Regions from separate parts of the Mus musculus genome. Here regions 2 and 3 are each linked to region 1. Evidence: chromatin loops called from intact Hi-C (ENCODE). Cell type or tissue: heart. All regions are shown on one strand.

Region 1 (2,500 bases):
ATGAATTCTGTTCAAAGTAACATCCTGAGAACGGGATGCTAAGAGAAATTGGGGAAGTGAACCAGTTTCCTCAAACTGTCAATTATTATACAAATCCTTTGATCAAATCAGCGCTGTGCTAAGAGTTAAAGTTATACATGAAAACAATTGTAGTCTCAAGGTAGTGGAAAAAAGACTTTTTGTCAACCGGAGTGGCGACACATGCCTGCCACATGAGCACTAGGGAAGCTGAGGCAGGAAGATTGACATGGAATTCCAGGGGAGCCTTGGATAGATACATAGTGACAGCAAGTCAGAGAATATCACTTCAAAGACAAACCAAACCAAACTATCATTTCTATCCAAATTTCAATGAATAGTTAAGAACTTTAAAAACGTTTTGGCAGAATTTCAAAACAGCGTTCCAACTTATCCTACAGGAATTGAGAAGAAAGAGCTTGTTGACCTTTTCAGAAGGGGGAAACGGCCTCCTCCTTAAAGTGTAAACTTCGCGCGCAATGTTTATCAGAATCAAGGGGAGACTTGATACTACTACAAGAAGTTTTCTAGAAGAATATTATTCCCTTGCTCATCAGGTAGGCGCAGCACTTTCTTTTGGCATGCTGTTCCTTGTTTGAAAACAAAACCTTGCAGTAGCTAGCGACTTTTTCTTGGGGTAGAGAAAGAACAAACAAACCAAATCCGTTCGGTGACCCAAGGTAAGCTAGATCATGTCAGTCCCTCGCCAGTTTCTCTTGATCATGTCTGGAGAGAGGTTCCCTCACCGGAAAGGGTCCGATTGCCCTTACAGGAAGGGTAAGCAACTCCGGAGCTCTAGGACGCCAACGCCACCACAGAGTTTGACGAAGATTGCCAGAGCGTCTGCCTGCATTTAGAACCTCTTCCTTGTTCTCTGGGCAGTAACTAGGCAACCCCAGGCCGGCTTAGCTGCTGGAACTAGGCGGCCGCCTTAGTGCCTCTGGCGGCCAGCCTGGAGCTTTGCAAGCGGCTCCCTTCCCTTTTCCCCCCTCCTTCTTTCTATGGCTCCACCCCTTTCCCCCCGCCCACCCCTCTCCCCCCGCCCACCCCTCGGCGACTTCAGCTCCTCCCTCTCCTTCTCTCTTGCTCTCCTTCCTCCTCCGCCTCCTCAGCTCTTGGGCTAGAATATCTATGGGTCGAAACGTGATGCGATGAATCCGAGAGAGACCGAAACTGGGACGAAGAGTGCGGCGGAAGCGGCGGGACTCCCAAGCATGGGGGCTTCACCACAATAGAGGCAGCGCCCCCACCCGCCCCCGCCAGCCCTCCTGAGCGAAGCCCCCAAACCCCCTCGGGAAAAGGATGGCGGCGGCACCTACCCAGATCGAAGCCGGTGGGTAGCTGAGCCGGGGGCAAAAGGGATGGGGGCTTTGCGCGACTGCTGTCAGATTTTTTTTAAAAAGCTTGTATCTCTTTTCCTTGCCTCTCTCTCAACGTCTCCCCCCACCCCCAACCCCTTCTTTAGAGCTGTATTACCTGATCGCAAGGTTCTTGCAGTCCGGACCCTGTAACAAATCCGCTCAGGTGAGAGGGAAAGGATATCTGGGAGTGTTGGGGAATGGTCCCATTGGGGAAATTGAGGCACTGGGTGAGCAGTGCAGTTGGAGGGTGAGGGAAAGGCCGGCCGCGATTACTCCTACAGTCAGCGGCTGTGTTGGAAGTGGGGAGGGAGGAATGGGTTGGCGCCCCAATCTGCTTTCACATCCCTGTGTCCCTCTTCCCCAGGTGCTAGTGCAAGAGCTCGAAGAGCATCAGGTATGGACCCCTTTTGGGAAGAGGTGGGGAGGGCTGGGGAGAACCTGGAGGAAGGGTAAGGTAGGTCAGGGGCCGAGGGCAGGGGCCCGGAGGGAGCCTTCGAGCTGGACACTTGGGGCTGTTGTCACTTGGGGTAAATCGGGTTCTTTGCTTAGAAGGGGCGGACAACGCAGGGGTCTAAACTCGCTGCCTTTTATTCCTGCGGGAGGTGTTTTTTCAGGATTTCCTTCCCTTTGGCCTGCCCCCCCCCACCCCCAACCCCCGGCACAGCGGCAGTAGCTGTCGGGACTGGAGAAATGAAAATGTTAAAGGGTCTAGGATTAGGCTCCAGGCTGGGTGCTGCTGCTGGGGAGCAGAGGCTTTTCCTTCACCCCCCCCCCTTTTCTTTTCCTCCGGCCCCCAGCTGATTCCGCGCCGCTTAGACTGGGAAGGGAAAGAGCACCGAAGAAGCTTCGAGGATCTGGTTAGTAAACTTTTCGTTTCAACTTAGCCCAACTCTTTTTCCACTCCCTCCCCACCTTGTGCCCCCAACCGCCCCTGGCCCTTCAGCCCTTAGAGCTCCCCGAGCCTGCTGTTCGGTGTTCGAAGGACTGCCCCTTCCCCCTCCCAGCGTGTCGGAAAGGGTACCTTGCCCTGCTCTAGCCTTGCTTATTTTCACCCCAAAACTTTGAAGAATGTGAGTTGGTTTTCAGAGGTGCTGTGTTGTGCTTTAGGACTGTGTTACAAA
Region 2 (2,500 bases), 1.0 Mb after region 1:
CCCCAAAGGTAGTTTTCCAGCAATGAAGGCAACTGTTTAAGGCACACAGAGAACTGATGAAATTTCCAAAGCTTTCAGTTTCATAAGTCTTGTTCTCCAACTATAAAGTGAGATGCAAACCTAAAAATAACCTTTACACGGTTCTGCCTATTGAAATGATTTCTAGACTGTACTTCCCAGAACTTTGTATTGAGCAAGGGTTCTCTTTTTCTTTTAATGAAACACGGACAGTTAGAAAACAGTCTGAAGCTTTTTACCAACTATCATTAACACAAAATAATAAAATATTCACTTTTAAAGCCAGTTTTGTTAAAAAAAAAAAAAAGAAATAATCCTAAGGATAAAAAGTGTATGGCATTGTGCACATAATTCCACAGGTTGAATTTAAGAATGAGGTAAATGACAAACTTCTGAGATTTAGCAATTACGACAATTACACTAACTTTCAGAGTAATATATGTAATTTCTATGACACTAAAATTGAAATGCCACAAATCTGCTTAAAATTCCCTCTTTTCCTAAGTCCAGAGAGTGCTTCTAATAAATCCACCTCTGGACATTTCTGAAAGTCAAAGGAACGTAAAATACGCCAAGCTCTATCTACGACCACCCCCATTACTGCTCCCACCCATTATAGAGATTTTATATTAATTTTAGACCATACATCAGCTGTGCTTAAGAAAAATAAAATTAAACCAACTAATATGAGAAAAAATTTCGAAGCAACATTACCTCTCAAGTAGAGCCGGACTTTTCCTCCTTCCCCTTCAACCCTACAACTCTAAGGTTCAAGATTGTTTAAAAAACCTCAACATTACCCACCACACTAACCCCTCGAGCCGTTCTTTTACACTGTCAGAATTTTTAAAAAGTACTTTAAAAGTCCTATACCTTTGTCTTCACCCTTTAAGACTTAAGCTCTGAGAGAAAGGGATGAGGGACGACCAGGACTGTGTGAAATCTGAGGTACGAGGTGGGCGGAAGGCTAAGCGGCGTCCAGGTTGACAAAAGAAAGAACTAGAAGTCCGGTGGGATGCCGGACCAGGTTTAGCGCAGTTATCCTGAGCGCACGTGAAGCATCTAAGTGGGAGGGACCTAAGCTTCAGCTCTCGGACTCCACCGCCCCCAAGCGACCAGAGCCATCCTAACCGAAGCGACTCACTGCAGCCATGTTGGCGTCGTCCCAGTCCCGCCTCTCTAGCTCGTGGGACTCCACCCACCACGGGTTCTAAACCGAAACAGGAAGTGGGCTAGGATCCCTCGAAACCCGCTACAACCGCCACCCTCCGCGCGCCCAAGCGACCCACAACTCGCGGGTCCAGCCCCTGTCCCGCGTGTTACCTGCCCCTCCCCCTCCTCCCGCCCGGTGAACTCGAGAGATCATGTCGAACATGGAGAGTATCCTTTCTGTTGGTCAAGATGCTACCAGGGCCTTGGGGGCTGGGGAGGGGGGGGCGAAGGCAGGGGTGCTGGGGACACGCCCAGGGGCTTGACCCTTTGGGCCCGCACGTGGGGCGAGGGAGCTGTGATGCGGATGGGTAGGCTCCAGCGGCCTGGGGTTGGCCTTTTTTTTATTTTTTTTATTTTTCACCCTCCTCCTCGCTGCGGCCGCCGCCTCCGCCTCCGCTGCCATCCTCGAATGTGGGGAGGGTCAGAGGAGCCAGTGGACAGACAGAGATAATTGAGCCCGTACCGCCCCTTGTTGAGGATTTCTGTCACCTGCCTTATCAGTGAATTTTTGGCCTCTTTGAAATTGACAGGGAATGGTGCCAGGACCTAGGGGAGGCGACTGGAGTTTGCCTATGGCTCCAGGCGGAGGTGTAGGTTCTCAAAGCGTACGTGGACAAACTGCTTTTGGCGAACTGCCCTTTAATGACTGCAGGTGACTGGTGATGAGGTTGAGCGATTGCTACGAACCCTCCGAACTAACTGTGCTCGCTTTCTGTTCCCGCTGCATTCTAATTTAACACTTGAGGAAATTCAGGTTATTCCTGAAGCCATAAAGTCCATCAGCCAAACCTGTCTGGCCACTTGGGCAATTAGTAGGGGCTAAGAATAAAGCTTCCTGGTGACGTCATGAACACAATTTGGCTTTCTTTTTCTTTTTCACTACTTAAATTCCATCACAGAAGCTCCATGTTGCTGTAATTTTTGCTCCTTCCAGGGGTTGGCTTTAGAGAAAAATAAAATAAATTGCTTTTTCTTCAACTCCAAGATAGCAAAAAGATAAACCATGGGTTATGGTAACTGTTCTGTAGCTCGTGTTAAGCTCTTTTGGCGCTATTAGTCTATAAGCCTGAAGTACAGGTAAAAATGGTTTTTTGATGGGTTCAATTTTATGTCATCCAGTAAATCTTGCAGCACTAGTCAGGATATGCTGTACATTAAAGTGCTAGCCTGGAGGAAAGGTGCAGATCATGAAAAGATGACCAAGAGAGGTCCTGTTTCTACTGCATGTAAAAAAAAATAGTGACTGTAGTATAGTTTTAATATTAGCATA
Region 3 (2,500 bases), 180 kb before region 1:
GACTGGAGCTTCTGGCTCAATCCAGTCTCAAAAGGGCCCGCCACCCCGCGCGAAGAAGGAAGGGGGGTGGAGATCGTGGGGGGAAAAAAACCAACTGTTTGAGCTTTCGCTTGTCGTTCTAACTTAAAAAAAAAGGTGAAAAGGCAAGAAAACTGGATTTCCTGCTGGTCACGTTGGAGCACTAGGCGTCTGCTAAGTGCGTGGACTCCGGCACCCTAGAGGCAGTCAAAGCCGGCAGCATACGAGGGCTTCGGGCAAGTTCGCGGGCCACGCCTTCCGAACCGGCCACCTCCCCTCATTGGCCTGACAGCCTGTCACTCCAACCTGGCTCCCACTTCGGGTAACCATTCACGTAGTTTGGTTGCGTCTTGGCGTGTTTAATGTTGCCAATAACGAGAGATTTTTTTTAGGGGGAGGGGGGACGCGAGTACATATCGTGCTGCAATTAGTTCATTGAAAACTCAGTCGCTCGCGGAGCGGTCAGGCAGAGACTCCTCTCGGCTTTTTTCCCTCCTGCCTAAGGATCTCCAACGGAGAGCTGCAACAATGCCCAAAAGAAAGGTAAGTGAAATGGGAAGATAGACGGGATATTAGCTGCCGAAATACATATTTCCTACCGCAGAGATTTGTATCTTTTTGAAAGATCATTTTGGCTTCTAGTTTGATTTTATGATGTCCTGAATGGAAGGCGAGGGAAAGGTAGCGATCCGTCTGTGTTTGGTTTCAGAAGGTCTCGTATGCAACTGGTAGTTCACTTTTGGCTTGTTTTGTTTAAGGGAGAGAATCGTTTGAGAGGTGTCTCCATGCTGAATTACAAACAGCCATAGCGCTGTGCTGTCGCTTCCTACCCCACCCCCCTTCCTCCGCTTACCCTATTGGAGAACTCTTCTCCCAACCACACTTCCAGCGCCAGCTTCCTCCTCTACCTCCCGTTTTTCTCAGAGAACCATCCCGTTTGGGGGAACGAAAGCCCTGGCTTTCTCTTGTTTTTTGCCTTTGTTCTTTCCGTTTTCTTTTTTTCCTTTTTCCCCCCTCTTCCCTCCTCCACTTCTTGTCATGCCAGATGGCTATGCAATGGTAATCCTGTGCCATTAGGCGGCGCAGACTTCAAACTGTCCTAGAGAAGGGAGAGATTCACCGCTGTAATTAGAAACTTTAGATCTGAGAGATTTGGCACTCTCGGAACTCTCTAGTTAAAGGTGGAAAGGTGATTAGAGAGCCGCGTCCGAGAAACTACTAACAGCGTTGGATGGTGGGGTGGCGTGAGATTAGTTCACTTTAGACATGGGGAGTTGATCCGAGCTACCAAGGGCTACAGGTCTTCTGTAACCCTTCACTTCAAAATTCCTGTCTCCGCGCACATATAAGTTGAAGCTCGGTGTTTGTGTGTTCCTCCACCACCCCTCCCCCTCCCCCGAGTATCTTACAACTAAAATGGAATGCTATTTCATTGCTTGGTGAAATCATAAAATGAAATACTGTGTTAATGTAAAAGCCTTATGATTGTTTATATATTCTTGTGAATCCGTCCGCCTTCCGTATTCCTAGAACATAGAAATGAGGCTGAAATTCCTCAGTGCTCTGGGGCTGTATCATTGAAATAATAGCCTGGTAATTCCCAGGGTAAAGGGCTACTCAGATACCGAAAGCAATTGTTTCTAATCACCACCCCCCTTCCCGAGACTCCTGCCGCCAGGCTCTTTTCGTCTTGTGCAATGGATCTTGCTATTTTGCAGAGCTGACAGCAACCTTGTAGCAGGTAGTGGCGGGAAGTTTTAAAATCCGCCTCCTGCTTCTCTGAACAAAACGTTAACGTTAGAACAAAGACCTCCTTCCTTGAAAGTATGGTGGGACTGTTGTTTTGTATGCAGAACTTGAGGAGGAAAATAGTCCATAATCAGTAGAGCTGGTCAGATAGATACAATTGCATAGCAAACATAAGGCAAGAAAGGGAAACTGCAAGAAGCTCCGCCTTCCTTCGTCCCGCCCAACCCTTGTTTTGGCTTTAACATTAGAGCAGGTGGATTTCAAAATGAAAATGGTGTGTTCTTAAGAGGCCTTATTTATTCAAAAAGGTTACACTGACTCTTTGTAAACAGGTCTTAAGCATGACCTTGCATCTTGGTCCACGTTTCATATTACTAAAACAGTAGGTGTTGAAGAGGGGCTAGAAGCAGCACGTGGTTGCTGGACCAGGAGCCCAGGGAAAAAGTCACAAGTGTCTAAAGTTGGCGACATTTTCTGCTCTACATGTTTATATTGATGATCCTCTTTCTTTCTTTCTTTCTTTCTTTCTTTCTTTCTTTCTTTCTTTCTTTCTTTCTTTCTTTCTTTCTTTCTTTTTTTTTTTTTTCTCCCCCTACATAGGCTGCAGGTGATGTGAGCCAGGAGGTGAGTGTCTTTAGTTTGTGAGTTTCTCTGGGGGGAAAAATGTACCCATTTTAGAAACTAAAGACACATAACTAGGTAAAAATGCTGGTAGTTATATTTGTACCACATG

What was found. Hi-C counts contacts between places; a loop is a spot of excess contacts. Peaks named below come from ENCODE experiments on the same cell type or tissue, not always from the same donor. Only the 100,000 strongest peaks of a DNase experiment are listed, where the experiment ranks them.
Region 2: a loop joins it to region 1, with 4 times the contacts of the local background. A loop is called at or near these places in 2 of 42 quality-filtered maps.
Region 3: it touches region 1 in a loop (8-fold over the local background); 16 of 42 quality-filtered maps call a loop at or near these places.

The regions. Positions count from the first base shown.
Region 1 is chrX:108,832,950-108,835,449 of GRCm38, reverse strand. It overlaps Brwd3 (bromodomain and WD repeat domain containing 3), which reads left to right and starts at 1,104. Exons shown (of 41, transcript NM_001081477.2): 1 at 1,104-1,351; 2 at 1,484-1,542; 3 at 1,744-1,773; 4 at 2,177-2,236. The coding sequence starts at 1,321. It overlaps 2810403D21Rik (RIKEN cDNA 2810403D21 gene), which reads right to left and starts at 972. Exons shown (of 5, transcript NR_015493.2): 1 at 765-972. In heart, a CTCF peak has its summit at 941; DNase peaks (open chromatin) are centred at 889 and 1,649; H3K4me3 peaks cover 2,437 bases; H3K27ac peaks cover 2,019 bases.
Region 2 is chrX:107,815,033-107,817,532 of GRCm38, reverse strand. It overlaps 2610002M06Rik (RIKEN cDNA 2610002M06 gene), which reads left to right and starts at 1,199. Exons shown (of 8, transcript NM_025921.3): 1 at 1,199-1,398. The coding sequence starts at 1,383. Tent5d (terminal nucleotidyltransferase 5D) reads right to left here and starts at 1,056. Exons shown (of 6, transcript NM_001163104.2): 1 at 892-1,056. In heart, a CTCF peak has its summit at 1,129; a DNase peak (open chromatin) is centred at 1,212; H3K4me3 peaks cover 1,745 bases; H3K27ac peaks cover 1,239 bases.
Region 3 is chrX:109,011,313-109,013,812 of GRCm38, reverse strand. Hmgn5 (high-mobility group nucleosome binding domain 5) reads left to right here and starts at 433. Exons shown (of 6, transcript NM_016710.2): 1 at 433-561; 2 at 2,368-2,391. The coding sequence starts at 547. In heart, a CTCF peak has its summit at 1,093; DNase peaks (open chromatin) are centred at 292, 872 and 992; H3K4me3 peaks cover 2,253 bases; H3K27ac peaks cover 1,371 bases.